Regions from separate parts of the Homo sapiens genome. Here regions 2, 3, 4 and 5 are each linked to region 1. Evidence: chromatin loops called from intact Hi-C (ENCODE). Cell type or tissue: A673. All regions are shown on one strand. Links, peaks and the distances in the headings refer to the core of each region. The heading gives the core; the rest is flanking DNA.

The links. A loop is a pair of places that touch in the nucleus more often than their neighbours do. Peaks named below come from ENCODE experiments on the same cell type or tissue, not always from the same donor. Only the 100,000 strongest peaks of a DNase experiment are listed, where the experiment ranks them.
Region 2: it touches region 1 in a loop (3-fold over the local background); 3 of 110 quality-filtered maps call a loop at or near these places.
Region 3: it touches region 1 in a loop (2.5-fold over the local background); 5 of 110 quality-filtered maps call a loop at or near these places.
Region 4: it touches region 1 in a loop (6-fold over the local background); 4 of 110 quality-filtered maps call a loop at or near these places.
Region 5: a loop joins it to region 1, with 3 times the contacts of the local background. A loop is called at or near these places in 13 of 110 quality-filtered maps.

The regions. Positions count from the first base shown.
Region 1 is chr10:117,068,590-117,074,798 of GRCh38, forward strand. It overlaps a transcript of SHTN1 not described here. Among named protein-coding and RNA genes, the nearest start is that of SHTN1, 67 kb to the left of the region's middle. In A673, for the core only: no CTCF peak of the experiment used is centred there; DNase peaks (open chromatin) are centred at 2,212 and 3,242; H3K4me3 peaks cover 1,185 bases; H3K27ac peaks cover 3,395 bases.
Region 2 is chr10:116,889,318-116,895,327 of GRCh38, forward strand. The region is part of intron 16 of SHTN1 (shootin 1); the gene reads right to left. It also overlaps a transcript of ENO4 not described here. Among named protein-coding and RNA genes, the nearest start is that of ENO4, 43 kb to the left of the region's middle. In A673, for the core only: no CTCF peak of the experiment used is centred there; DNase peaks (open chromatin) are centred at 2,094 and 4,034; H3K4me3 peaks cover 554 bases; H3K27ac peaks cover 1,668 bases.
Region 3 is chr10:116,833,427-116,839,635 of GRCh38, forward strand. It overlaps a transcript of HSPA12A not described here. Among named protein-coding and RNA genes, the nearest start is that of MIR9851, 9.0 kb to the left of the region's middle. RefSeq lists enhancers at 2,510-3,145, 2,692-2,986, 4,937-5,036 and a silencer at 2,692-2,986. In A673, for the core only: a CTCF peak has its summit at 3,631; a DNase peak (open chromatin) is centred at 3,645.
Region 4 is chr10:117,164,605-117,170,813 of GRCh38, forward strand. MIR3663HG (MIR3663 host gene) reads right to left here and starts at 4,451. Exons shown (of 3, transcript NR_121651.1): 1 at 4,256-4,451. MIR3663 (microRNA 3663) reads right to left here and starts at 3,170; the gene lies at 3,074-3,170. RefSeq lists an enhancer at 989-1,543. In A673, for the core only: CTCF peaks have their summits at 1,374, 3,737 (motif pointing left) and 3,956 (motif pointing left); DNase peaks (open chromatin) are centred at 1,357, 3,217, 3,667, 3,967 and 2 weaker places; H3K4me3 peaks cover 3,769 bases; H3K27ac peaks cover 3,821 bases.
Region 5 is chr10:116,794,409-116,800,617 of GRCh38, forward strand. It overlaps a transcript of HSPA12A not described here. Among named protein-coding and RNA genes, the nearest start is that of MIR9851, 30 kb to the right of the region's middle. In A673, for the core only: a CTCF peak has its summit at 2,688 (motif pointing right); a DNase peak (open chromatin) is centred at 2,733.

The DNA of each region.
Region 1 (6,209 bases), core at 522-5,521:
GGTGACAGAGTGAGACTCCATCTGAAAAAAAAAAAAAGAGTCATCAATTTCTTGTTTGAATCTGGATTCAATGCCATTACTTAATGACATTAAATAATTACTGCTAATTCTGCTTAGGTATACAAATGGCACAGTGGCTATAACTTCAAAGCCCTCATGAAATGTATATTGAAATATTTACAAATATTTACAGGTGCAGTGACATGATGGGGAAGGATAAGTGACACAAAATGTGTAAAGTGCTGGTAATTTTTGCAGCTGAGTGATGAGTACACAGACATTAATTAAACCATTATTTCCGCTTTTGTTTATGTTTGAGAACATCTGAGACAGTTTTTTTAAAGAATCATCTACCTATATAGGAAACAGTGAGAAATGGATAAACTTGCTCTGGGATGACAAGAAAAGGGAAGAAAAAGGAAAGGGAGGTGAATGGAAACTGGCCTCCCGAGGAAATCTCCATATTTAAGGAAAAAGCAGAGGAACAGGAGTCACTGAAAAGACCATGAAAACTCTGCTGCAAAAGTAGGAGAAAACCAGAAGACAGTGAGGTCTCAGAAGCCAAGGGAAGAGTTAGTTGTAAGAAGGCAGGAATAATCAATAATGTCAAGTAATATAGAGAAATCAAGTAAAAGAAGGACTGAAAAGTATTCACTGCATTTAGGAAGCAGAAGGTTGCATCGATCTTTACTGGGTCCGCCCAATATAGTAGTGGGCACCAATCTCGGATTAGAGCAAGCTGAAGAACGAGTGGGAAGTGAGGAAGAGGTGAAAGATGTATAGATCACTCTCAAGTGGCCTGGCTCTGAAGGGGAGGTGAGGAGAGCTGTAGCTAAAAAAGAATGTGGAACTGAGAAAGATTTTGGTTCATTAGATGGAAAAATACTTGAGCCTGATTAAAGGAAAGAAAGGGCGGCCTCCCTTACTTACTAATCATGAACTTGTGTAGGTCACATTTATAACCCTTCAGGATTCAAACCAGATAATATAAATGAAGGTCTTCAGTAAACTGTCAAGTGTTACATTACTATTATTAAGTAAATTATTACTATTACATTTATAAAGTCCAAGTGGCTTTACCACTCTGCTTGTTTCCTCTCTATAACTAAGAACATTTTATCTTCACTAGTGTAGAGGAGAAGAGAGATCAGAGCAAAACAGCTAGTGAGTATAATCAGGAGATAACACATGCCATTTTTCTGTTGGGCATGGATGAGACAGTGATTTATTCTGCAAAGCAAATGAATCAGCAACCAATTTTTATTAATGGTACACAGGGAAAATATTTAAAGCCCTGTTATATCTAGCCAACAGATTGTACATATTACAAAGGCAAATGTAATAATAAAGGGAGTAGAGTTCTATAAAAATTAAGTAATGAAATTGGAATTCAGAAACCCATTAGCAAGGAACTACGATGATAGAAAAAGTAGTACTTTCAAGGTAAGTAAAGACCTTTGCTTTTAAAATCCATAATGAAGATGAATCAAAAAAAGTATTAAAAGCCATGGGAAAGTCTTAAAAATCAAACTGCTAAAAAAAAAAAAATCCAGCCTGCTGCATTGATGCCCATAATGGACCCCGAAGTCAATATTAAGCATGTTAGTCAAATGGCTGCAAACTACCACTAAGTGGATATGGGAGGTATACATTTTTTCTATTCTTATGTGTGTGTGTGTGGAGTGGGGAGTTCTTGTTTAAATCATAGTTTATCGCTAGAATTAAAAAATTTGATAACTCCAGATTCTAGTTTAAAACCACAGCCGGAGATTTTCTTTTGAAGTCCCTATTGACTCTTGGGGGCTCCTTTCCTCTATCTGCTTTTCTCTTTGTGTTCTATGCTTTTTTTCCCCCTCACCTTCCTTATTCCCAGCAAAATAACTGCCCAGAATTTAACGAGTTGCAGTCACTTAATTTTTTTAATGAGTTTTAGTCATTCTGGTCTATTTTCTAAGAGGTATTTATATTTTTCAAAGCTATCTCTAACAATAAAAAATAACTTTCCACATTTTGGTAAGCAGGCAGGATAGCTTCTTTTTCAGAGAAGAAGCACGCAGGGCTACTCAGGTTCTTGAGATCACGCCTGACTTGCATCCACTCAGGGTGCCACAGCGGCACCCTGAGTGGATGCAAGAGATCAGTTTGGCGGTAAATCTTCCTCTTGGCTCTCAGTTCATTCACCTAGATTTACTGGAATTCAACGTCGAATCCTTTCTTTTTCTTTTCCTAAAAGCAGGCTTTAGTAGGGATAAAGTGGAGGGAGAATGCCACTCAGGGGGCATTAAACCCAGAAGAGAAGGCTGCATCATCTTCACCAGCCCACAAACAGAGGGCCCTGTAGCAGTTGCATAGATGTTGGTTTTATAAGGATCCAAAATAGGCTTAGAGATTTTTTTTTCTCAGAAAGAGGCTTGGAGATATCAACTAAAATATAATTTTTCTTAATTTTAAAAATGTTTTATTTATGTATATTTTCCTACCTTTAACAATAAAGCAGCAATTATCTTACATGAATAAATAAAATGTAATTTCATAAAATGCCATTTTACAAGATTTAAGCAAAATGAGTTTTAATTGTCTTTTTAAAGTAATTTTCTGTGCTCTCTTGCTATCAATAATTATGATGTTTCCTCATGTTTGACACTTTGCATTGGTGAAATATTTAATTTTATTATATTTGAAAGTCTATCTTCAGAATCTCCTGTGTAACTATAATGTCAAAACAAGATCAAAGCAGGAAATACTCTCTGTTTTCTGGCCCTATAAATGGTGATTAGATAGTGAAGGAAATGAAATCTGCATGTCAGGAACTATGCTAGGACCGCTAATAGCATTACTCAATAAGTCAGCTCAGTGAATATTGCTATTCTCATCACATAAATGAGGAAACTGGGGCAAAGTGAAATTAAGAAATTAGCCCAAGATCACATAGCTAATGAGTGACAGAAATGGCATTTATTCCTGTTCTGTCTCTAAAGTCCTTCCACATTTGTTGATAAACTTGTGAGGTGTTTTAGACCGTGAGATTCTTGACTCCTGGCCAGCCATCAGGGCTGGGCTTTTGGGGCCTCAAATCACATAATTTAGTCAGCCACTTGCTCTGCTTATTATAACAGTCTACTAGGCTGCCAGAAAACTGTTGGAGTTATCTTGAGACCTAGAATCCTGGCTGGGTGCGGTGGCTCATGCCTGTAACCCCAGCACTTTGGGAGGCCGAGGCGGGCAGGAGACCTAGAATCCTGTTGCAAATCCTGCTGTTGTATATGTCACTGCAAATTGTATTTGAGCTAACAAGGAGCATCTGATAATACCGAAATTCAAATTCCTGTGGTTTTCTTGTGAAAGACAGTAATTTGTTAGCTCAAATAAGATGCAGACCTTTTCTAAGGACTTTCATTCTGTGAAATTAATATCTAAGACTTTGTTCCTGACAGGAAATTTGCAATTTGTACTTTACTGTGTATGTCAAGCTGGTATTTCTTACTTTGGGCCAATTTTGACTACAGTGAATGAAGAAAAATTTAGTTCAAATATGCGGATGGGAAAAGAATAGACTGGCCTAGCCTCCCAGCCTACATCTTTCTCCTGTGCTGGATGCTTCCTGGCCTCAAACATTGGATTACAAGTTCTTCAGTTTTGGGACTTGGACTGGCTTTCCTTGCTCCTCCACTTACAGATGGCCTATTGTGGGACTTTGTGATTGTGGTTCCATCATAGCAGACGGGAAGAGGACTAGATTGCAGCTCCAGCTCAGAACGACAGAGCAGTGTGTAGAGGCCCACATCGTGAATTTTAGCTCCAGAATGACGGCAGGAATAAATCAAGAAACCCGAGAGGACCCACACACCCTCTGAAAGAAGTGGACTGCTCCTGCAGGACCCAGGAGACATCCCAAATACTGTGCTGGTATCCACAGCCAAGAGACCCATAGACGGTTCACATCACAGGACTCTGTGCAGACAACCCCCAGTACAAGCCCAGAGCCTGGTAGACTTGCTAGGTGGCTAGACCCAGAAGAGAGATAACAATCACTACAGCTTGGCTCTCAGGAAGTGACATCCATAGGAAAAGGGGGAGAGTACCACATCAGGGGAACACCCCATGGGACAAAGGAATCTGAAAAACAGCCTTCAACCCTAGACCTTCCCTCTGACAGTCTACCCAAATGAGAAGAAACCAGAAAACCAACTCTGGTAATATGACAAAACAAGGCTCTTTAACACCCCCAAAAATCACACTAGCTCACGAGCAATGGATCCAAACCAAGAAGAAATCCCTGATTTACTTGAAAAAGAATTTAGGAGGTTAGTTATTAAGCTAATCTGGGAGGCACCAGAGAAAGGCAAAGCCCAATGCAAGGAAATCCAAAAAATGATACAAGAAGTGAAGGGAGAAAAATTTAAGGAAATAGATAGCATAAATAAAAAAATATCAAAAGTTCAGGACACATTGGACACACTTACAGAAATGCAAAATGCTCTGGAAAGTCTCAGCAATAGAATTGAACAAGTAAAAGAAAGAAATTCAGAGCTCAAAGACAAGGTCTTCGAATTAACCCAATCCAACAAAGACAAAGAAAAAAGAATAAGAAAATACAAAGGCTCCAAGAAATTTGGGATTATGTTAAACGACCAAACCTAAGAATAATTGGTGTTCCTGAGGAAGAAGAGAAATCAGCTTAGTAGGGAAGAGTAGATGTCCAAATAACTACAAAAACGGCAAGCATTTATTAATTGCTTACTAGGCAGCAGGCACTGTACTACTTATGTGCATTATTTCATTTAATTCTCATAATAACTCTATGAAGTACATACTATTATTTAGCCATTTTATAGATGAGAAGCTAAGCAGATAGATGATGTGCAATGGTCACATAGCTGGTAAGTGGCTGAGCCACTTAACTACCATATTATAGTGCATTTCCAATATGTCACAGAAGTTAGAGGGGAGGAGAACGTTTGCAGGTGAGGAGGATAAAAGCAGTGCCACTTTTGCATTTCATTGATTAGCCTAACATCCAGAACATACCAACATCAAAGTATGGGTGATGCCACCTCTCCTCACTGGATTTGCTTTAATTTTTAGCCCCCTCCTCTAGGAGTCTGACATGAACCCTGAGGCTACTGGCTGGAAGACAACTCAGTAACTCTTCTTGAGCCCCAATTTGTGTCCCCTAATTCTGTCTCCTTCAGGTGAGCACCTGGAGATCCACTTTGCCCCTCTGCCAGTTCAATGGATGGCTTTTGCATCTTGTCATGGTCCTTGAGGCAGCCATCAGGATTAGTACCCCCTAGGCACTGTCCCCCTCCAGAGCTCCCTGAGGTTTCTACAAATAGAGCTCCCGCTGCCTATATCCCAGAATGCCTGCAGTCATTGCAGAATATATGAGACTTTTTTGAATGGGGCAGGGGCAGAGGCAGCACTAGGTGTAATGGAATGGGGAGTAAAATGCTATACGTTAAGTCCCGACATTGTGGAAATATTAGTTTAAAGCATATCATTTTTCCCCTTTAGCTAAATTTAGCTAATTCTTATTTTTCTAATTGTACATCCTATCTTTTCATTAGAAAGCTAATAGTCTCTAACTACTCTCAGCAAACACCAAATGACCCTGTTGTTCACTCCCTAATAGCTTTTGAGCTAACGGTGTCATAAATTTTAATAAAGCACATGTCAAAGCCTATAATCAAACTCTGTGACAGGGTGCACTCCTTGGAAACGTTTCATGTTTAATAACAAATTCATAGCCATAGCACCTCCAATTCTTCTCATTCATCAGTACCCAACTGTCAGAATTCAAGAGTCCTTCAGTAAGAGATCCAGCAGAGATCCTTAATCTATACTTCATGAGACTTCTGAAATTATATGCAAAATTGTGCTTATGTACATCTTTCTGGGGAGATAATCCATAACTTTCATCAGATTCTCAAGTAATCCACAACTCACAAAAAGAACCACTGCACTTCAGTGATACCACCAAAAATTTTAGATCCTCTCTTGTACAATTTTGATATATGTAAATTAATTTCCATATCACTTTCCAGAACAATACAGAATTACAGTATTTTTATTTTAGTAACCCATGCCATTTCTATTGGAGATAATTACAAGAACAGGGAACTGAGACTAGGAACAGGAAATGCAGCAGTAGGCAGGGCAGGAGTAGAAATTTTTACAACACCTTGGACAGACAAAAGAAGTCCAGGGAC
Region 2 (6,010 bases), core at 1-5,000, 180 kb before region 1:
AGTCCAAAGAACGATCTCCCTGTCCTGAAGCAAGCTTCTTGACTGCAGATTAATCTATTATTAAGTCACTTATAGGCTACAATTTGAGAACCCCTTTGTTATCACTGAACTAGGCGCAGTGGGCATTTTCTGAATCTAGGCATGGAGGGAGAGTGACTGGTTTCTCAAGGATAATGACCACTGCCTTAGAATCCCAGTGGAAGGTGGAAAGGGACTAGGGCAATCGTCTAGTCTGACCTGTCCTTTTACAGATGAGGATGATGGGGCATGAAGAGGGGAAGGAACTGGCCCGAAACCACACAGCTCATCAGTGGCAGAGTCAGAACAAGAGTCAGAAGCTCCTGTCTCCCTGTTTCTGCCTTTTCCATGACAGCATGCTGTTTCTCAAAGGCATCTTCTCCTAGAAACAGGAGGCTACAGGCTAGTTTTTGGCATGTTTACTGATTTCATTCTTTCCGAATCCGTTTCCATCTCCATCTTCCAGATCTGTAAATAAAGTCTATCCCTTCAAGCTATCCCTTAGTTTTAATTTTTCCCCTGTGGTTTGTAGCTCCTCCTGGCTTGACATCACTAGGTCCACTCTTGGCTCCCACGGGCAGCTGCCCAAGACTCCTTCTGGAATGAGAGTCCTTTCTTTCTCCTAGGCCTCATTCTACCTTCATTCCTATCGTATGGGAAGAGCCACAGAGCCGCATCAGTGATGGTGCCAAGAACCCAAGTTCTCACTCTAGTAGTCATGGTGGCAGGTTCTAGAGGGTTAAATATGAAGCTTCTCCCCAAGGTAGAAATCCCAGAAGCTCAAATGCAACACTTCAATGGGAATTGTAATATACTGTCATTCTGTTCAATTTTTTTTTCTACTTTAATGCAACCTCTAAGGACTAAGACCACAATAAGGAATTAAAAGTCTGTACTTCTAAAAAGTGATGGCAGCCTGTCTCCTGCATGCCACAAAATCTGCAAGTAAAACTTAAATTTTACAAGTATCACTTATAAATTAAAACTAAAATCATGGGATGCTTGGGCTGACAGGGATCACCATGGTGAGCTAGTCTAACCTTTTCAGTTGTCAGATGAAGTGTCCAAGGAACAGTGAGGTTAAATCAGCATACAACTTGTTAACAGCAGACACAGGACTAAACTAGTGGAATCCTGATTTCCTGTCCAATAATTTTTTCTTACCACAACATACTGGTTGTCATTTATGATCCATTCATATAGATATTTTTCACGGGTCATATTAGACTATGTGCTCAAAGGCTATTTCAAGACAAAACCAAAAACCAAAAAGCAAAATAAAAGCTACGAGAAATATACCAAGTTATGCCACTCTATGAAGCCTGGTGCCCAAGTAAAACTTGGGTGACCTTTTAGAAAGCAGCTATTGTGCCCCTACTGCAAGAGAGCCCAAACGTGGGGCCTGAGCAGGTGGGGCAACTTACTAGTAAAAGGAAAGACCTGACTCCAAACCATACTGGTACCAGAAGAATCAGAACAATGGCAATGGCCATGCCAACGCTGAACTTTACAGGACTCAGTGATTTCTCAGACTGTGTTACAAGAGATGAAAATGCAGCATTCTAATTTTTAAAAAGGACATCGTTTGCATTCAATGAAATTCCTTTCAAAATCAACTTTCCACGTTCCAACTATATTCAACAACATTCTAGCTAACATTTCGGCTGCAATTCAAATTAACTAATGCCCAAAAGAGCCCTAATAGACGTGGTTCTGAGCTCAATTGAATACAATCAAAGCTCATGAAATGAAGGGGGAAATGCTTATTTCATGCAAATTCTGCATATCACTCAAGCTTAATTTTACTGATAATATAAAGGTGGGACATTTTGAACATTACAGTGAATGAACTTTTAAGCGGTGAGAGTTATTTTATAAAATGCTACCTCTGAAAAGCTGATTGCCAAACAGTATAAAAATGGTTTGAGGCATAAATGCCAAGTTCATTTCTATTTCACTTCTGAGGTAACTATCTTTCAAATCGCAACAGCTGGACTATTTAACACAATCTGGTGAATCAAAGTATAGTTCTTCTCTGGTCTCCCAGTGGGATGTCTGCATTAGTCTGTGGCAGCCATCCAACAAATGACGCACAGCCGGACGGTCTGAACTCTGTTTCATTTACAATAAAAATGGATAAAACCGCAACCATATTTACCGCCTTCAAGGACAGAAAACAGAAAGATTTAAATTTGTCTTTATAAAGTCGTTTCCTGGACAAACTCCAAAGAGGAAGTTCCTTTTATATTTTCTCTGGTGTAAAAATAAGGATTCTTATTTTTTTCCAAGCCCTTTATACAGTTACTGCAGTGAACAGTAGTGGCATTACAGCAGAGGTAGTTTTGATTGTTTCTTTTGGAAACCCTATTTTTCAGGAGATTTTAATACACTTGTCCAAAACTTCACAAATTTTTAATACACTTGTCCAAAACTTCACAAAATAAAGTTTCAAACCTAAGGTGAAACTTTCTATATTACTACCGATTCTAGCATTATTTTAAAATATAATAAAGGCAGAACAAAGCTCAATTCTTTTTGTTTTGGGTACTTTTTCAAAACTTCATTTTAGCTCAAAGAACGTATTAAGTTTGTCAATTTGGGTCCACTTCTATTTGTGGAAAAAGTAGATTTAATTATTTACATTGTTAAACAACAGAATACTACTATGTTTGAAAATCTGACATCAGCCTCTAGATGCTGATTTGCTCTCAACATGAACAAGAATTCCTTTTTAACATAGGTAACAATGGCTGGGCAAAGATCTATGTCTATGCTCAGCAATATTTTCTTTAGCTGAGTGACTGCAGCACAGGCATCCCAGTACACGGCTTACCTCCCGGACCACAATGCAATGCTAGGGAGCCTTGTAGCTTGTACCTTGTAGGATATTATCTTATTCCTCTAGTGCAGGCTGGACTGCACACATTTACAGAATCTAAAATACACTGGCACAAGGAGGTTCAGGAAACCGGACTATTCTCACAGCAAAAGCAACACTGACAATGCGTGAACTACGATTTCAGCTCGGCCAAAGATTCTGAAATGTGGGTGATCATTTTCTTAAGCTTCGTTTTTTAGCTTTTTATAATTCTGCACAACATTAAGTCATCATGGAAAATCCACTCAGATTCCAGCTATTAAAAGCCATGTTATTTATAAGAAATATTTTAAGAGACATAGTCTTCCACAAAATTCACCATATATAACATTGGTTCCTTAAAAACAGCTGCCATGCACAAAATACTTGCATTTTCATTCTATGTTTTCAGGAAAATACTGTTTTAAATGTAGTAGTTTTTCTTTCAATTTACTGTGTATTTTTAAAACTCTCTTTTAAGATCGAAAGTCACAAATTACTTTTCATAGAGCTATATAATAAAGAATATTACAAATGAAATGTGTTTATTGGGTTTCAGAAATTGGGTCAGTTTATTCTGAGATCTGACATTGCATTTGAGTTTTAGCTTCTTCTATTTGAATAAAAAAACCTCCCCTCTACTCCACTATACACAAATAAAAGGAAACATAAACACTGTGTAGACTATTGAAAAATGGCTAAGAAAACTACAATGTACCGAAAGCAATTTGGTTCTCTATGCAGAAATGGTATATTTTATACAAAGTCTCTTAAAAATCATAGGTGCTTGCAACTGGAAGCAAATGTTAGAAGGCAATTAATTCTCTGAGAGAATTGAGAATTACTCAGCAGCATTTTAACAGTAATTTTGAGATTTACTCAACAGCAGTTTAACAGTCATTTTTACACTAGGTGTAATACATCCTCAACAATTAATCTGGAGGAAGTTGCTGTTTGCACAGCAACTCAGAACACTTGTAAGACAATCCTGACAGGCGGATCTTTCGGGCAGTCCACAGGATAACTCCTTGGCAGCGGGGGAAGGAAAAAAAATGAAGTGAAGGGATCTCAACTTCCAGAACATCCAGTTGTTCTGCTAATTTTGTTGTTAAAACTTAATTGTCCATGTACAGGCGCACATGGAGAACCTTTGTAGCAGCGCTTTGCTGAACAGAGCTGTTTCCTGCAGTGTCAGTACACAATTCAGCAGTACTAAGATTACAGTTGAGAGCAGAGCAAATCCTTTAATTGTATAAGAGCATCAGATTAAGCAGTAACGTCCATGCAGTTCATTCTGCTAGCTGGTAGTCTCTTCTCAGAAACAAATGTTTACTAAGTACAGGGAAGGCGCCTTCCCTCCCCCTCCCTGATAGGCACTCATGTGCACACACACACACACACACACGAGAAAGAAAGCGGAGAAGCGGAGGTTATGAGGAAATGGTGGGGGTGGGAGTATCTATCAGGAACAAAATCCACTCCTTTCCATCCCAGGACTAAAAGAACTTCCCTAGTCTCCATTTGAACAAAACATGACCCCAAACCTCTCTTAAGGAATGGTTATATGGCCAACTAAATTAATTTCCAGCTGAGATAATTAGTTTGAGAGAATAATTTTATGCCAAGTTTCCCTAAAGTAAGTTAAGAATCTCAATTTTTATTTGCTAATGTATTTCAAAAGCTCATAATCTTTCATAGGATTAGAGAAAGTAAACAAAATAAAATAAAATAGCTCAGATTCTCCAGCTCCAGTAAATTAAAAAGCAGTACTTTCCTATTTCATTTTTCTACATTAGTTTCACATCAGAAATACTGAATGAAGAGACCAGTTAGAGGTCAAACAATGATAAAAATCAATCTTACTTTTAATTCAAAACCTGAAAGGCAATTAGATTTTTTTTCTTTCATGGAAATGTTTGACTGGTCACACCAACCAAGAAACATCTAAAATTTATCTTTTGTCAACTACCCTTTGGTTTCATTAATGGCCCAAACAAGATGAACTCTTACAAAAATAAATTTGTGTGGGGCCAAAAGTCACATGTATTTAGAGATACCACAGACATAGAAATTAAATGCAAATTAAAATAAAAATGGTTTCACTGGAAATGAACATTTTCTATTGAAATTGAAGTCTTATAATTGCCACATGGGTTTTTGTTTTTTAAATTCTTCTAGGGCAGCATGTAACCTCTTTTGACTCCCCCAAACGAAAAAGCAAACTGCCTGTCTGGCAGTTAAAAAGGAAATTGAAAAGAGCTTGATAAAGCTTACAGTTTTGAGGGGACCCTGGGGTGAAGAGAAGCATGATAAATTAGAAAAATGTTAACTTGAAGAATCTCTGGCAATTAATTGTGGCTTAAAAGGATCTTTGAGAATGACCAAGACGACACAGCTATGAAAGCACTGCAAACCACACTGTTGAAATGGAACAGGAGTTCCCTTTCGAAGGGCTTCTCCCTTTTGAAGTAAGGTTTTAAAGAAGTAACTAGATAAAATGAAAAATCATCTTTGAGGCTGACTACCTTGTCTAATTGCAACTGTTAGGAGGATATTCACCTTCCTGAAAGTAATTAATTGAAAAAGTGTGAATATGGATGAAAAAGCTCAATTCAGACAAGCAGCGCCACTTTCAGATAAGATGGTTTCAGGGGAGAAAAGCAAGAGGGCAAGAAAACATGAAACTCTTAAGCCTCTGCCTGACTGTGATGCAGACACATTTTAAGATCTGCTTACCTCTTTCTCCATACTGAAGGCCCACATATCCTGCCTCTCTTTATAATAAAAATGTCCTAAATCATAATGACCAATGGATAAACACAAACTCAAAGGTGTTAACCAGTAATTGACCAAACATGAAGCTCTCTTAAAAAGGCATAGAATAAAGTGGATACAATAATAAAATGTATTTGGTGCTTTAGAATGTATGTTTTTCAACTAGATTCACAGAGAGTGATTCACCTTTGTATTATCATATTATCATTTAGTAAAAGCATCTTTCTAATCCAATGATTACGGTCAGAAATTTTCAAGGTATTTGACTTCTGGGAAAAAACTATTTCTCAGCATGGTTAAAATGTTCAATAAAATAAAAAATGTGCAAATAGAACTTATGCTGACGACTAAAGTAGCTTA
Region 3 (6,209 bases), core at 705-5,704, 230 kb before region 1:
AACAAGATAATCATGCCAACCCATAATGTGGAACTACAACTTAGCAAGCATTTTATGGTCAACTGAGAAGTTCAAAGAACATGATAGAAAGAGTTAAAGCAAGCATGAAAAAGAGCAAAATCTCAACCAATCACTCTTTGTTGCTCAGACAATAATTTTTCTCCCGAAAAACCAATTCAGATCAATAAATTTATTTATTGAGCACCTACGATGTGACAGGCACTGTCTATCCCACTGAGTATTACAGAATTTGTTTTCACTATGGTCTTTTATTCTTTCCAATATTTAAAGCATTGATCGGGATGCTTTCATGGTTTTCTCCTTAAGCAATTTTATTATTACGTCTTCAGAAGTTTAACACTTTCAGGGCTACACAGAGTTTTCTGGGTTTTTGTTTTGTTTTATTTCCTTCTTACTGTTGTTTTTCACCTAAAGCATTCCCTTTCTTTTCCTACTCTCTGCTTTTTACGGAGAAAAAAATCTAGCATCTGGGGTCTGAGACCACTTGAAATGTCTGGGCTGGGGATTGCTAATGGCCTCCCAGAGATAACCCAAATTGCTGATTTAGCGAAGCCCATTCTTGACCTTGACACAAGACAAGACAGGCAAAGGGGAAGGACTTGGGAGGCAGCAGTAAAAGAAAAAGGATCATAGAAGCGCTCAGATCTCGCCAGGCCCCTCCCCCATTCAGCAAACACCTGGCTGAGTTGGAAAACATGACCAGCCCAACCTTCCTATTGGCTGCAATTGAAGCTGTCAGTTCTCGGCTTGTCACCGGTTGCACTGGGAGGCCCCAGGCAGCCACAAGAGCCCTAATTAGGCAGAAATGACACTTCTACAACTGACCTGCCAGGACCTTTGGCAAACCATTTAACATCATTAGTTAACATGTTTTAAAAGTGTGAATGTAAATGAACAGCCAGTGGCTTTCAATGGAGTTTGTCGGTGGCATCTCCCCCTCCCTTTCTCAGTCTTTCTCTTTTTACATGAATAGTCCACTTGTTTTCTCCAGAATTGGAGGGAGGCACCAAAGAAGAAGGAGGAAGAGGACCAGTCCTCTGAGAGGAGAGACATGTTAAGGCAAAAATAAGTCCAGAAGAGCGAGAGGCCATCTCTTCCTGCCTTTGTATGGGCCCTCACAGAGCCAATCTCCCAGGGCCACCAGAGCAGGGCAGTAAGACAGCACGAGGCCGGTAGGCTACCCGGATGCTAGGTCCACAATCTGTGCGTGTGAGTGTGGCCAGCGATGATTCTAGGCTTTGGATAGGTGGGAAACGAATTTGTTTCCTGACTCAAGGGTGCCTCTGAAATTCTCTCAAACCTCTTCCCCCTTGCTGGTGTTCTGAACAAGCAGGTTTTGCAGCAGTGGCTTGGCAAACATCTTACACGTGCAGAAGTTTAAACGTCCCAGTTTTAAACATACCTAGTCCCTCTCGACAGGAATGAGGTTCTGGGGCAGTTATTTCAGATGCCAGTTTGATACTTACACACATTAGTTAATTTCCTACCTGAAGCGGCTATTTCCCACCTTGAATCACACTTCATTTTGTTCTTTGCTTTACACCCACAGAATCCGTACACGCCAACACTCTCCATCTGTAGGAGGGGGGAAAAGAGTTGCACTGTGAAAATGTCGATTTGTTTCCATGTTGCTCTTAAGTCGCGTACTCGTGCTGGTTGACGGTTTGTAAGAGGCAGCACCCGGCAGGAGGGAAGCAAAGATTTAGGTGGGCGCAGAGGAGCTGGGTCCCTGGCAGGCCTGTACACTTACCACCTACTTGTTGTGTGGCCTTGGGCAAGGTGCTTAGCCCTGAGTCTCAGATGTTTTCATCTGCAAGACAGAGATAATGCCTTACTACATCAAGAAAGAAAAAATAGATGGAAAATTACAAAAACCAGGAAGCGTTGTGTGCACGTAAGGAGTCGTGGAGAAACAAGAGCTGCCAAAACTGAGGAACGAGGCCCGGTTCTTTCTCCATTTACCTTGGAGAGATGACGCCGAGACTCTGTCCTCTGGTTCCCCAAGGCACATTTGACAGAGCCAATGTACCACCAGCCCATCCCAGGGTACTCCTCGTCCTCTGCCTCCACTCCTGCTTATTCTTAAAAGGGCTGTAGATATTACAAAGACAAGCGACTGGGTGTAAAACAAATTCCTAGAACCCACAGTTACATTAGCTATTCATTCCCTCTGCTGGCTCCTAAACAGTACAAGGGGAAAAGCATATCTTGTTCACCTGTGGATTTCTAGAAGCCCCACGAACACTGGTGGGTACACAGTAGATGCACAATACATGTTTACTAGTTGGAATGCAAGAATTCAGCTTCCACACTTGTGCCGAAAGCAGTCAGGAGTGTGTGCTTTATAAAGGTAGCACAGATCCTAAATTTGGAGAGCTTTACTCATCCCTGAATTAAAGATGAGTAAAATCAAGCCGGCGGTGTGTGGTGGTGAATGCCTGTGAGTAGTCACGAGAGAGGAGCGAAAGAAAACAATCTTAGTTTGGGGCAGAAAGAGAGTGAAAATGCTGGAAAATGTCCTTAATAACAGTAAATGGGGAAAGAGAAAACGGCTCATCATGATGGGGCATTTAGTGCTTTTAAGCTAAATACCTCAGCATATTAAGCAAATAGAGAAAAGCCAGCTAGAAGATGTCAGCAAATTGAACCGAACAGTGCTCAGAAAGCCCATAGGAGGTGTCTGTTTTTGACCCCTTTTCCCATCACATGCCTGGGCCCAGGCTGGTTGTTTAGTGTTGCCTCTCCTCTCCAGCTGCGGAGCTTATTGAAAAGCTCTTGCTCCCTGCCTGGCTTTGGCACATTTTCTGCAGGTGCCTCCTACTGTGGCCACAATGGGCTGCTAGGGAGGTTTAGACCTGTCAACAGCTACAGGGGAGGGGGTGGCAGTGGTGGAGGGAGCATAGTCATTGTCTTAAAGGGCCAGTGACATTGTGTGCCGCCATGGAGCCTGCAGCACTGGCACCTGCTAATGAGATGAACCCTTTCTCCCACTCTCTTTCTCTCTTTAATGATTTAACTAGATCGCTTTGGTTCCTTTCTGGAAGGGGAATTGCTCCATTGATCATATAAAGTAATTGCCTGTAAAACATTGCTCTGCAACAACTACTACTTCCCTGGCTGAAAATGTCACAGCAATTGAAAAGCTCTTAGCCCCGTTCAAGAATGAGGTTGCAGAAGAGAACAGTCTTTGCATACATCCCCAAGTATTTGTGTGTTCCTGGAGTTACAAATTTTTGGTGTGACTGGTGGATTTTTAAGACACAGAATTTCTTCCCTGCTATATGGTATGATTTTAGTGTAGAATTGTGGTAAACGAACCGAACACACACACACACACACACACACACACACACACAAACTCCTTCAACCCTAAAATTACATCTATTCGTTCAGAGAAAGAAATTCTTTTCTTCATCACCCATGCCATTCTTCTCTGAGAGGCCATGAATTTGGAGGGACACCCATATAGGGTCCAGTGTGATTTGGGGAAGGGTCTTCGTTTCTCCTTACAGAAGTATACACTATCTTTATCTAGGAGGTAGCAGGGGCCTTGGTTTGGGAAGGAGGAATTGATGCCTTAATTGTTTAGGATTTGCTGATTTTTCAGACCTGTCACTTGGCGGCGGCAGTGACACACTGTGGGAACGGGGACCACACACTTAAGGAGTTTTCATAAATAGCTTTATTAAATAGTCATTGCCACACCAATGTGAAGGAGTAATTTACCTGGGGATAAATCACTTTGTCACAGACATGAACCTGCCTACAAAATAAAAAACTCTTAGTGATGGTTTCATTTTCCTCCGACAGGTGAAAGTGTAAGTTTATATCTAAATCAGAAAGAAACCTTTTTCAATTCAGTTGGTGGGAAGGGCCACTTACGACACGCCATGCTGCCCGCTACCAATCTGGGAACAAAGCTCAGGTGAATCACCTGTCATCAGGATAAGCCATGGATATGGTTCTTCTAGCTGATGAAGTAAAGGCAGTAGACATGCCTATTATCACACTTTTATAAAAAGGCAAAAACATCTGCCTACTTACTGACAAAGAGCACAGAGAACTGAGCTATAAAAAAGACCATCTATGGCAATAAATCTGAAAAAGCCGTAGAACTTTGTGCAGCTAAACCCTCTGAAAGGTCATGGTACAACTTCCATAGCTGAACATATGTGCAGCATTTTTTTTCCTTAGAATTTAGAGACTGGGGATTTTAGATTTTAAAATACTTTAATACTATCAGAATATACATGATATCCAGCTAGGGCAATAACACATACTATACCAAAATATACTGTATATAATAAAAGGTATTTTCCTACCTATAATAAAAGGTATTTTTATCTACCTATTTAGTAAAAAGAATGCAAAAAAAAAAAATTCTTTAAATCTAAGCCCATTAAATAAACTGATTCCCGAATATGAAGAATTATGTTGATAGCCTTTTAAACAGGAATTTAAATGTGTTTCTATTTGCTCATACTGACAGGGTTTTTCTTTTTAATTTGCCTGTAACACATATAATTAGATGTTTAATTTGATAATATAGAACTAAATAAAATATGAAACTAATAACCCCAAAAGTTCTGCCTGGCTCTGAGTCCCTTAAAAAAAAACAAGATTTATATACTCTCATGGGAAATAGATAGTAAGCGGTAAATTACTCCACACGACAATTTCTAGTAGCTTTGCCTATTTGATCGGTGGTCTAGGCACAGGAAAGTGGGTTGAATTAAGCCCCTGCATCCAAGAAGAGAAGAGCTTGGACTATCGAGGCTGGAAACAGAAACCCCATTCGTACAGAGCAACACAGCAAGGCAGGGTGGGATGGGAGGGCCCGGGAGGTGGCATTCTGTGTGGGAGGGAGGCAGGGGTTGCTGGCCTGCTGCTGGTCCTCAGGCTGAGTGTCCTCTGCATGAATGCCCAGAGTGAGAGTGTGTGTGGACAGTTTTAACACCGTTTCACCATATTTCTGGAGGGGGGGAAAACAGAACATTTGAAGTGGAGAAAAACAAGCCAAACACACACATCATCAGTGGAATGAATGTCAAATCTGACAACAGCCACAGGACTGGTTTCACTTCTGCATGCCCCTTTTTGGTTTATTTGTACTTGATGCAAGAGGTCTGCCTAGAATTCCAAAGTTCAGAGGCAACAAAATTATGCTTTACATCTTATCACATGGATCTCCATAGCACATTTTAAACCATCTGACTTCACAAGGTACAATTAAACCTTTAGCTAAGTTTGTCTTAACTTCATACAAAAGAGGGTTTGTAAAGATGCTGGGGCTTGCTTTAAAAAAATAAAAGACTGCATTTTTAAAAATGTTGCCTTATTTCTGTGTCAAGGCACAGCCGGTTAAATGCACAGAGAGATGAGAATTCTAACCCGGGCTAATATGTGATTGTTCTGAGCAGTAACTGCTAAATTCTTCATAATTCAGGTTTGTCAACTTATTTATGTAGTGAGAGCCACACACATTTCAACCTGAGCACCTTATGTACTTAGTAAATCCGTGTGTTTACATTTGTCACCAATATGTATTTCATCCACTAAAAGTTAACACACAGAAGTGTAAAGATCCTTTATACTTTAATAAAAAGCTAACAGTCAGGCTAGCGGGTAACAGGGCCTGTTGCAATGTTTGTATTCAATACATAAGGTGAATATACTTTCACAGTTGGAAAACGACATCAATCTGAACTTTGTTTTATAGCTCCTGAATTAATATAGAGCTACTGGCTAAGGAAAGAAACAGATTTTACTATTTTATGCCTTTGTGGAATGCACAAGATCATTCTAAAGGAACATTTCAACCGCAGTGTTTAGGATCAAGTCAGACATTACTGAAGCTGCATGAGCACAGACTTCGCTCCCCTCCCCCACGAAGACCCCGGCTCTTCTTTGCTGTTTCCTACAATTTTCTTAGAATTACGTGCTGCAAAGTCTCCTCAAAAGTCACAAAGCACTAAGTAGCCAAAGGAGTCTTCCCATACCCTTGTTTTTCTCAGTTTGACAGGGATCACAGCTCCATTCCTCCAGTAATATCCATCCAAAGTTACAGCTTATTTAAAAATACCCCATTGAAAGAGATGCACTTTAGTAATCAACACAAGTGTGACTGATTCCAAAGGACTTCGTAGATGCCTACCGTAAAAAAAAAAAAAAAAAAAAAAAAAACCTAA
Region 4 (6,209 bases), core at 790-5,789, 96 kb after region 1:
TATTTTTGTCAGAGGAACTTAGAATTGCCTGAGGTGGTGTGTGTGTGTGTGTGTGTTTTTTTTTTTTAATGATTTATTTACAGACTTGCTAATGCCTCCGCAGAAATCCTGTTTATCAGCCCAATAGTTGTGACAGGGTTAGAAAACCAGTTTAAACTGTTAATCGGCCAGAAAAAGGGCCCTAGATTGATGCCTTTCACTTACCTTTGAAAGGCTATAAAAGCAACGCCATACATTGGGATGAAATTAGACAGCGACAAAATCATTACCTTGACTTCCCACAATAAAGACAACCTTAAAAGGGGGCTATTGATGGTTTCAAATTACATAACGGTGGTTTATATGTTCTTCCTCTGCGCTCACAGAAAGCAATTTTAAAGTGTGAATTCTTCAAAGAACGGGCAAAGCATTCACACACAGACATGCGTTTTTATTTTATGTATTGCAAAGCGCTATGAGAGAGAGAGAGAGAAACCAAAAACAAAAATCCCAGCAAAAGGAGGCCGAGTCCAAAGAGAATATGTCCGGTTTCTATTTCACCAAGCTCCTGGACTCACATTTGGCCCCGGAGCCGAGTGCTCGGTCTCTTTCCCCGGGACGGGACAGGGAGTGGAGTTCCTAGCCCCTTGGGTGGGAAAAGCCCCGCGCACGTCACCGGGTCCCGTCTGCTCACTGCTTCTGCATATTTTAAGCCTGGACACAGCCTCCTTTAGGATAGAAAGGCATTTCCCAAACAACACCGATTCTGGGGGTGTAGTGGGCCTGGCGCTGGGTCCTGGAGAGAAGGTTCAGCCCCCCTTCTCATCCCTGTACTTTGGGGATGGCTCGTACTTGGACAGGGGTGGGCCTCCGCCTTCTCCGCCTTCTATCGGACCTTTCTTCGGATGGATTTCTACGTAAACTCGGAAGGCGATCAAATGCAGGCGGCCAACCTCCAGCGCTTTTTTTTTTCCTCTCAAAGGCGGCGCCTGCATTTTTGGGGGCTCCAGCCCAGGCTGAGAAAGTCCCCTCAAACCTCTACTCTGAGGTTGCTCACACGGCCTGCAAAAACCCGACGGGGCACCCCGCCACCCCACCTTACGTTTCCCTAGGGCCAAGTCAGTGGTCAAAAACCAACCCGGTGGTAGCTGCCTTTACCAAGGAAAGACAGCCAGGACGCCCGCACCGACGGCAACGCGCGGACAGAGAGGACCGTGCCCTCTTTCGCATGTTACGGGGCGAGGGGGCTGTTGGCGTCAGGAGCGCCCTGGGAGGAACTTCGTAGCGGATTCGAGAGACAGAGGGAATTCAGCAAACTTGCTGCCCCGGGCTGCCGGCTGGAGCCCGGCAGATTCGCTGCGCAGCACTGCCCCCTGGTATCCAGCGCCGAAAGTGCCCCCCTCCGCAGCTGCAAGGCTCCTCCCTGGGCTGCGCGGGACAGATTTTTTCTCCTTTCCTGGCTACACGCCTAACAGAGAAGCTATCCCGAGGGACCTCAAGAAGTCCCCCCAAGCCGTACTCAAAAGCCTTTCTCCCTCCTCCTCAAGCGCTCACTTCCCCAAAGAGGACCCGGACCCCTGACTGCCTGAGCCAGGTCCCCAGCATGGTCCGCAACCCTTCTCGACTCCGGCATCCACCTCCAGGCTGACGTCTACCCGGGAGGGGGCTGGGGACCCAAGGAGACTTCGACTACAGGCCCAGGCGAACGGAAGGAAGAGGCTTGCGTTCAGAGAGACACGTTTGGAGCTGGGACTGTTCATTCTTTAAGGAACACCAGCTTCCAGGGCATCTTTCGTTGGCACCTTGGCTTTCCAGAGAAGAAAGGAAGTGGGTATCAGGGCCAGCCCCTCCTCGCACCCCAGGCTGGAGAGGTGCCGAGGTGCTTAGTCACTCAGTCCAAGGGCACCTGAGAGATGGGGGCAAACTTGGCAGGAGCTTGAGCACGGAGGCGTGATCCGCGGGGGGCGCAGGCAGGGCGGGGCCCAGAGCCCCCTTCCGCCAGCCCAGCCTGCCCCTTCCAACCCAACTTGTCTGGCACTGGCTTCTACGGGTGCCGAGAAGACTGCTGTCGTGGGCACAGGGTCCTCGACCCCAGGACGTGCGTGGCCTTTCCCACCCCAACCGGATGGTTTGTCCCAGGCTTTGAGACTGAGCTTGATAGAGAGGTAGGAAGGAAGCGGCGCCAGCTCCGGAGCCAGAGTGGGTTGGAGTCCCAGCTTGGCCACCCTCTAGCTGTGTGACCTTGAGTGAGTTACTTCGCCTCTCTGAGCACCAGTTTCTTTGTTTTTTTTTTTTTCAGGAATGGTGTGAGGATTGAGGTAATGTCCTTAGGATGCCCACATGTGTTCAGTCAAGGTCGGTCGTGATGGTTGCCGGCGTCCGCTGCAGGAAAGGCCCCCAGGAATCAGCTTGTAGGGTGGGCGCCAGCCGGTACTGCACAGGGGCATCGCGGCCTCCGGTTTTAGAAGGGGCAGAAACAGCGCAGTGTCCTCAGCCCTGAGGGCTGAGTGTTGGAGGTCCCGACGCTCCTGGGTTCTCTTCTGCCCGGGTGCAGACTACAGCAGGTGCGCAGGGCTTCGCACACCTCTGCTGTGGGAAGTGAGTCATCTTCGCTTATGATTGCATCTGGCCAGGCCAGCTACGAGAACACTGGGCCTCACAGCTGCCACGTATCCAGCCTTAACCTGTGCCAGGCACTGTGCTAAGAGCTATGCACCCACAATCCCACTTCTTCACAACAGCCTCGACCGAAGTAGATGTTTAAGTTTTTAAATTTCCATTTTACAGAGCAGGAAACAGACTCAGAGAGGTTAACTTCCCCCAAGATCACACAGCTGGTAAGTTGGAGAGCGGGGACTTGAACTGAATCTTCCTTGGAGGCCAAGCTCTGAACCACTAAGTTGGGTGGCATTAGAGAGCCAAGCTCTCGCCCTTCGGTTTCCATTCACGCTACCCTCTCTGAGCCGCAATTCTCTCTCCTGCGTTGGCACTGGCAGAAGTTGAGACACGCTCCCAGGAATCGCGGGCCGTGGCGCGTACTTCCACGCACCCCAGCTAGTTCCAGAGACTCAGCTTGTTCTGAGATCCTCTTGTCGAGCCCCCTTGGTCCCGGCGCCCGGCCTGTGTGGTGCTCAGATCAGACTTATCCACCCGAGCACCACGCAGACCAGCGCCTGGACCAAGGTCCCGGGAAGGAAGCCCTCCTCCCCTTCTCCTGTGGCTTAGCTCAGCGATCAGGGAGGAGCCAGTTAAGAAGTCACAGTCGAAGCCATGACTGCTGTGTCCCGGGGAGGCAGTGGAAGGCGAGGAGCACGGAGCGGGGATACCGCCGGACAACCCCTCCCCGCCGCCCCGTCGGCGTCCTCGCTGCGCAGGGGCTCCCTTGCTGCCCCAATCTAAAAGGAAGCCGTCGCGGCCCAGGGCACGGTAACTAAAAGGCCGTCGGGGAGGGAGACGGGAATGAGTGGGCTTGGACTTGAGGTTTCCGAGCCAGCTGCTCCCTAGAGCCGTTCCTGAGCTCGTCAGCCAGCACGTATTTAATGAATGGCCACTGGGTGCTAGGCCTTGCACGCAACCCTTTCGTCCTCCCCCGGGGCTGAGCCGAGGGTGACCCAACACTAGTCGGAACGAGCCTGGAGACATGGCGCCGGGGCTGCGCTCTGCAGGCCTGGCCTGGTCGCTCTCCACGCACCCCTCTCTCTGTAGCTGCCGCCCCGCCCGGCTCTGCCTGTGGGCGCCCCCTGGCGGCAGGAAGCCGAGCGCGCACCACGCCCTCGGGGCTCCATCCCCACTCACCCCGGCGCCTCTAGCCGCTCCACCCGCACCCCCAGTTCGCGCTGCGGCGGCCAGCCTCTTCCCCGACGGCCGACCGAATGTCCCTCAGAGCTTTCCGTGACCGGCCAGGGCGCGTGGCTGTCCGGAGCCCCTCCACGTTCCCCAGCAGCAGGCCCGGCTCTCTCTGATCAGCGAGCGCGGATGCCGGTCTCCTCCCTCCCTCTGCCGGGCTCCAGCCCGACGCCAGGCCGCTGGGGGCAAGCGCTGTGCTTTGGAAGAGGAGAAAAGCCCCAAATAAACAAAAACCCAAAGCCCATTCAAGTTCAGGGGTGGAGAACTGTTGGCATCTGAATTTTAAAAAGATCGCCGGGACTCCCAACCACCACCAAACACCCTCTTGTCCACCCCCCCCCGCCCCCGACACCATCCCACCCCACACACCCCACGCCCGCGTCCCGTGAACCGAACCGCCAATGCGCCGCAACCTTCTCGGCAGTCACACCTGTGTCCCCGATGCCATCTGCCCACGTCTGTGTGTGAAGCAAACCCCGCTGGCAGACGGGATGGAGAGAGATGGCTCCTCCAAACCAGAATTAGGAGGAAAACCCCGCTGAGGGCGTTTCAAAAACCCAACAGGCGAGCGGGGAAACCTGCATTGTCAGACCTGCTGGGCCCTGAGTTCTAGCCCCATGCACCGCGCCGAGCTAATTCTCCCGGCGACTCTCTGAGGGGTTATTACCACGTAATAATTGATGAGGACACTAAGGGCTAAGAGGAGTCAATTAACTTGTCCCTAGTTACAGAGTTGGAAGTCAGGGATGGATCTTAACTGGTGGGGCTGTTCCGAGGGCCTGTGAGAGACTGGGTTTCAGCCCAGAGCCCAACACAGCGCCGGTAGAGAAAGTATCGGGTACATTTTTGCCTGCTAATCCGGCGGTAGGAAGTCAATTACATCTTTGATGACTCAGATTTTTGAAACAGCCCCATACAACTTCCAATTACGGGGGCAAATATAATTGTGAAAGTCTATGGGATTTGGAGATGAAGGAGTAGGCCATCAAAACATAACCCAGAACTTAACTTGTTTTGGAAAAAAACATTTTATGGAAAATTTCCAACATATAGGAAAGAAAAGAGAATATTATAGTGAACTCCCATGCACCTGTCCCCAACCTCCAAATAACGAAGGCAAATCTATTTTATGGTCAATCTATTTCCTCCCCTCCTTCCCACGGACTCTGCCTCCCCAGCTGTCAAAACCTACACACACACTGCTTCCCCTATTCACACAGATTATTTGGAAGTAAAACCTGGACCTTGCCACACTTAATCTGCAAGCATTTCAGCATGTACTGTCAAGAGATGACCACATTACCAAAACTACAATAGCATCAACACAACCACAATACCAAGATATACCCACAAACTTCACATTCCTAAACACCCTGGAGTATCCAGCTGGCTGAAGCTTTATTTTAACCACAATTCCTGGCTAGAGCTTGGTTTTCACTGAGTTTCAGCTCTAGGGCCAGAATGACCTGGGTTTGGATCTTGATTTTTTTTTTTCTTTTCACTTATTAGCTGAATGACTCGGGGGCATGACTTACCTTCTCTCTGAGTGTCAGTTTAGTGCAATCTCACATGGTTGTTACAAAGATAAAAAAACAAAACAATGCATGTAAAGAGTTTGGCATAAGCCAGGGAATAGTATCTGTTATTTCTCCTAAAGCTGGACTTCGGTGAGATTTTAGCTAACGAAGGCTTGAAAATTAGGTTTGAGTTGGGGCATCAGAAGTTTTCACGTTGCATGGAGGGTAAGACTAGAGCCAGGGATGCACCACCACACCCAGTGATCATTCATGAGTTCACCCCTCCCAGGATTAACAACTGAACTCTCAGTGATGTCTTATCTTATAAGGCTCTAGTCTTATCCTCCATGCAATGTGAAACCTTTTCAGGTTCTCCAAGGATCCTCCTAGGTCCGACAGTCATCGTGGGCTTTTCTTGGGGGCAGTGCTGGTCTTTCTCCCCTGTATTCCTGCCTCTAGCATGCGGCTGGGCACACGGGGTCAGTGCTGTCTGCTGAAAGAATGGTTGATGACATCATCCCATCACGTGGCCTTTGCATAGCCAATTCCTTCTGCCTGAGACATTTATGCCTTTTCCCTTAGCTTAATTAACCCTCTCTGAATGGGTCAAATTCCCCTGGCATATGCTCTCAGAGGACCTCAGTGCACTTTCTCTTCAGAGGGTTTATCACTGGTTAAAACGTTAGATTTATTTGTTACTTATTTGTGTGATTACCAGATAGTCTTTCTTCTGTTCTAAACTTCATGAGGGCAGGAATCATGGCTGTTTTCTCATCATTGTATCTTTAGCACTTAATGCAATGGCTAATTGTTGAATGCAAGTGGTTTTTATGGTAGGGGGGAGTAGCTAGATTCAGAAACTGGTTT
Region 5 (6,209 bases), core at 391-5,390, 270 kb before region 1:
ATGACTATATATTGGACCATAAAGCAACTCCCAACAAATTTCAAAGGACTGAACACATGCAGATCACATTCTTTGATCACAATTCATACATCAGAACGCAATAGTAAAAAGATAATAGTTTTGGCCAGGCGAGGTGTAATCATACCTATAATCCCAGCACTTTGGGAGGCAAGGTGGGTGGATAACTTGAGGTCAGAAGTTCGAGACCAGCCTGGCCAACATACTGAAACCCCATTTTTATTAAAAATACAAAAATTAGCTAGGCATGGTGCCATGCACCTGTAATCCCAGCTACTTGGGAGGCTGAGGCAGGAGAATTGCTTGAACTCCAGAGATGGAGATTGCAGTGAGCCGAGATCACACCACTGCACTCCAGCCTGGGTGACAGAGCAAGATTCCATCCCAAAGAAAAGAAAAAAAAGATAATAGTTTTTTTAAGTTCACATTTAGAATTAAGAAATACATTTTTAAATAACCCTTTGGTCAAAGAAGAAATCAAAATCAGAATTTAAAAAATAATTAGAATTGATCAAAAAAGAAAATATACTATATCAAAACTTATAAGATGTAACTTGAGCAGCAGAGACAAACTTATAGCCTTAATTGTGAATATATTTTAAAAATAAAAATAGAAAGGCTGAAGATTAATGAGGTAAGTATTCATCTTAGAAGGGGGATAAATAAAAGCAAAATAAACCCAAACATTCTGTAACCAGGTCTCTACAGAGCTCAGTTCACCTTCATACCCCCAAATGCAACATGGCCTTCTTCCACCCTGCAAGGAAAGGTCCCTTCCATTCCCAAGGCAATATTTCTCCAAACATGCTAGGCTGTCTTCCAATAGTACAGAGGATGATTTTCAGTGTACTTGGGCACATATTTATTTTACTAGATTTTAAATAATAGCTTTTTCCTACATTTGACAGGTAATGTAGTTTTACATTTATAGTAGTAAAATAAAATTTCCTTTTAAAATTACTTAGTAAGAGGCCAGGCATGGTGGCTCATGCCTGTAATCCCAGCTCTTTGGGAGGCCAAGGTGGGTGGATCACTTGAGGCTAGAAGTTTGAGACCAGCTTGGCCAACATAGCGAAACCTGCCGCTACTAAAAAAAAAAAAATACAAAAATTAGCCAGGCGTGGTGGAACGTGCCTGTAATCCCAGCTACTCAGGAGGCTGGGGCAGGAGAATTGCTTGAACTCGGGAGGCAGAGGTTGCAATGAGCCGAGATCGTGCCACTGCACTCCAGCATGGGCAACAGTGAGATTCTGTCTCAAAAAAAAAAAAAAAAAAAAATTATAGTAAATAAAATTACTTGGTAAGAGGATGAAATTCAAAGGAAAATATTAAATAAGTATATCATATATTATTATTTATAAATTATTATATACATAAATTCTCATTTCCAAAATGGAAATAATATTTCCTGCTTCATAGCATTGTTATGAAAATTAAAGGCCGGGCGCGGTGGCTCATGCCTGTAATCCTAGCACTTTGGGAGGCCGAGGCGGGTGGATCACAAGGTCAGGAGATCGAGATCATCCGGGCTAACATGGTGAAACCTCGCCTCTACTAAAAATACAAAAAAAATTAGCCGGGCGTGGTGGTGGGTGCCTGTAGTCCCAGCTACTCAGGAGGCTGAGGCAGGAGAATGACGTGAACCCAGGAGGCGGAGCTTACAGTGAGCCAAGATCCCGCCACTGCACTCCAGCCTGGGTGACTGAGCAAGACTCCATCAAAAAAAAAAAAAAAAAAAAAGAAAGAAAGAAGAAAATTAAATAAGTTATACACAATATAAAATAATACTTCATGAATATATTACTTGTATAGCATCTGGTACTTACCAAGAACTCAGTTCACGTTAGCTGTTATAATAATAATAATAGTTGAATGATCAAAATTTGGGAAACACTAATCCAAGACTCCAAAAATGAACTCTAGACCAGTGACAATCCCTGCAGGCAAGAGGAAAGTAAAGACAACGGGTCTTCGGGTCTTTGCAGCTCCCCTCTCCCTTTCCACAGCCTTCCTGTCCTGCCCTGTGGGTCTTGCTGCTCTGGGTCTCTGGACCCCACGCTGTCCCTGCCCCAGGCCTGCTCCTGCCTCCCCATCCCCACTCAAACTACAAAATGCAAACTCCTCCAGACCATGGAGCAGAGTGCAGGGCTGATGAGGTTAGAAAGTTGTCCCTTCTCCAAAAGTTTCGTTTAAGACAGCAAAAGCGTTTAACACTGAAAGGGAAACCCCCAGCTGTAGCCGCTGCAGCATCCTAGCTGAGCCCCGGGGCAGAGATTTGAGAGCAAAGCTCTGGGTGCCTCCCAGAGCCTGAGCCCCTCTGCCCAGCCCCACCCTTGGATGGGGAACATGGTTCTGAAGCAACCCAAGGACAGCCCCAGGCTGAGGGTGACTGACCTTTCTGATTTGACAAGAGTGATATCTTCAGGTTCTTCACATCAGAAAAATTTGCAATCTGTCATTTCCAAACCCTCACTATATCATTTTTCCGCCCACTTCAAAGATGTATAGCAGGGTTACTTGGGGCCCCCTCCATTGCAACGTTTTTATTTTCCCTGCATGATTATTGCTGCCCCCGGGAACTCTTCTTGAGGTCCTCCAAAGAAATCCCACAGAAGTGAACCCCACCAGGATGTGATGCATTTCCCATCCGCAGGAGCTGGCTGAGAGCACGCACTTGCTGCAGCCACCAGGGGGAGCTACAGGTTTCTCTTTGGAGCCCCAGAACTCAGTGGCCTGAGTTCCTTGTCATTTGCTAAACAGAGGGGCTCCTGAGACACTAATAGATATGGGACATATCTGTGTAGATCCTATGTACTTCATTGGCTGGTGCACGGGGCTGACAGGCTGCCACTGAAGGCTGCTTCCTCATTTGAGACTCTTAGGTTGTGGGTCATCGTCCTTGACCCCAGGGGGCTTACAGTCTGACTAGGGGGTGGCAGAAGGACCTGTGGACCAGCAGTCAGATGTTTGGGTTCCTTACAATTGTTTGTCAAATGTGTGCTCCCGCTTACTCCAGGAGCCTCACAGGGCTGTTCGTGTGGATGTGTGTGCATGTGTGTATATGCATATGTGTTTGAGTGTGTGTGTTGGCTCAGGTCACCCAGCAGTATGTGGGAGGCTGGAATGTGAACCCACGTCTCCTGCCTCCAAATGCAGTATTGACACGCTGTTCAGTAGAAGAAACAAAATAAGCTGTTGAGTAGAAGAAACCAAAGAAGCTGTTTAGTAGATGAAGGGACAGAAGCCCCTGTTTCCAGGGAAAAGCCCTCAACAGGGTGGAAGGTGACCAGAGGATGGCGTCAACTGCTGAGAGCTGTGTACGTGGCTCTGTGAGGGGCAGGGATGAACACATGAACACACCACTTGCATTTGGCAGTGCAACAGGAACACACAGGCCACAAAACGGAAGCACTGAGGAAGGGGTGTCCATCAGTCCCCTGTAAGGACTGATGGTGGGGAAGGCTTCCCAGAGGACCAGAGGGGACAGCCAGCTTTAGCCAGAAGCCAGGCAGAAGGACATATCCAGCAGAGGGCACAGTTTGGGTAAAGACACAGCTATGGGAACACAGCCATGGGAACTTCTGAGTTTCAATGTAAGAGAAGCTCTTACAAGAACTATTTCTGGAGAGAGGCAGGGGCTGGGACCAGATCACGTGGGGTCTCCCAAGCCAGGCTGGCTTTTGTCAGGGGAATGACATGATCAGGCCCCGAACTGGACTTCCCTCAATGTGGACGGTAGAGGGGCGGGGCGGTGGGGCGGGGTGGGGCAGGGAGCAGGGGTGGCAGGAGGGAGCCCAGTCAGGCAGCCACTGCAACCTTCTGGAAGCCGTCTAAGATGAGACGGCCACCAAGGTAACCAACTGTCTTGGTTTGCCCAGGGTGGAGGGAGCTCCCAGGACTTAAGACTTTTAGCTTTAAAACCAGGAGAACCCTGGGCAAACAGGGACAAGTTGGCCCCCCTGCTGGCCACTAAGACAGACATGTCTGCCACTTAACCTCGCATAACTTCACTTTTCTCATTTGGGATCACAGCCCACATTAGCAATGTTCAAGTGAGTTTCAGTAGCATAGCACCTTCAGACAAAATCTTACACGGAAAAGTTGGTAGAGAAAGCACCCAAAACTGGAGCCCCCAGGAGGAAGTAGAGGATGGGATGGGGTGGGGGGTGAAGGACCGACATGCTCACACCCTCAGGCCCTGACCCACCTCTGCAAAACCACAGCGTTTGACAGCCATTGGCCTAGATGGTCAGAGGGTCTCATGACTACATTCATTTGTTGAACTGAAAACCCAACTGAATTAAAATCAATGATCTGGTTCAACTGCAGACTATGCTAAAGAATAAAATAATAAATCCACTCCCAAATTGGCCCACCTCTTTGAACTGGAACTAAATCCATACGGTTTCTCCAATTATTGTCTTGGAATAAAATCTAATCCCCCTGTGAACTGACCTTGAACCAATGGTCATTTTCTTCTGCTTGAGTTCTTGACAAGGCACCGCACAGCCAGACCCATCCACAGACATCCTCCGCAGCCTGGGCCATGGTCAGGGAGTGGCCGACAGGGCCCACTGGCGAGATGCCCAGGGCTCTGCTGACTCTTACTGGGCCCCCTGCCACCCTTGGGGGCCTGACTACCACTCCCACAGCCTGGTCAGGAAACCTGTGTCACTGACGGAGGATTAAAGGAATCTCCCACTCCTGGACATGGATGTGACTGGCTTTGCCCTGATCCTCAGGCAACTGGCCAGCCCTGAGCCTTGGCCCATCTTCACTACCCCTCACAGAGCCACGTACACAGCTCTCAGCAGTTGACAGTTTCCTCTGGTCACCTTCCACCCTGTTCAGGGCTTTTCCCTGAAAACAGGGCCTTCTGTTCCTTCATCTACTAAACAGCTTCTTTGGTTTCTTCTACTCAACAGCTTATTTTGTTTCTTCTACTGAACAGCGTGTCAATACTGCATTTGGAGGCAGGAGACGTGGGTTCACATTCCAGCTTCCCACATACTGCTGGGTGACCTGAACAAACACACACACGCACACACATATATGCATACACAAATGTGCACACACACGCACACGCACACTCATGCGCACAGACACAATGGGGTTATTCCTCTGTTCTTACAAGGCCTGGTGCCATGGAAAGGGAACTACAAGCTCCTAATAGAGAACGTTATTAAACCTCCTAGCTTTTGGAAATCTCAAAGCATGCTGCCCTGGCCTCCAGAGGTGGCCTGCTAAGCCCACACCGGCCCTGTGCCTCACCTGCAGTGACAGCCACTTGCTGGTCTATCTCTCCTCAAGACTCCATGAAGGAGGGTGCAGGGCTGTCTCCAAGTGCTTCACACCAGGTAGGTGCTCAGCGCGTGCTTAGTGAGCAACCCACTCCCCTTCATTCAGAAAGATTTAGTGAGAACTCATAGGCCAGGCCCTGTTCCAGATGCTGGTAATAATACAGCAGTGAACAGAACAGACAAAAACCTCTCCCTATGTGCCATTTACATTCTAGCAGGTGAATGAAAAAGTGGGTGGGTGAAGGATTTTCGTCGCCATGGTTTGTTTTTTTCCAGGGTATCAATGAAGAAACCCATTTCCTCCAACACTCATTCCATCTCTCCTTCCTAATACCCAGCATGGAAAAGGATGAACTAGAAACCCGCTTCTCCCAGAAAATGAGAGATGAACAAGCTGATACCATGGGCAACTGGCTTCTTGCCAATACAGGGTTCAGGTGAAAGCTATGGATGGCTCTAGCTTCGGTACCAGCCAAGTTCATTCCCTTAGCACCAAGTTGGCCTTAGTGAGAAATAAAAGCCTTCTGTGGTGGCCCCAGCCTCTCCCCCAACTTACCCCCAGTTCTGAGAGCTGATGACCCTCACCCCTGGCTGGCTCCATCATGGGGAAGCTCACAGAGGCTTGGTGAGGGGGTGGGGGTGCCAGCAAGTCACAGGTGCCTACCATGAAAGGGTTAGACTGGGTGGATTCTTCAGTCATCCCCTGCTCCTAGACCCCACTGTGTCCTGAGAGCAGGGGTCTCAGCTCTCCCCGAAACCTGGGCACCCACCAGTGGGAACTGAGCCTTTGTGGGGAGAGGGAGCCAGGAGCTACCCGGCAAGCTTTGCCACAACCCCTGCTGCGCTCACTGGGAGTCTCTGTTTTTCATTCAGATGCCAGTAGATACCACG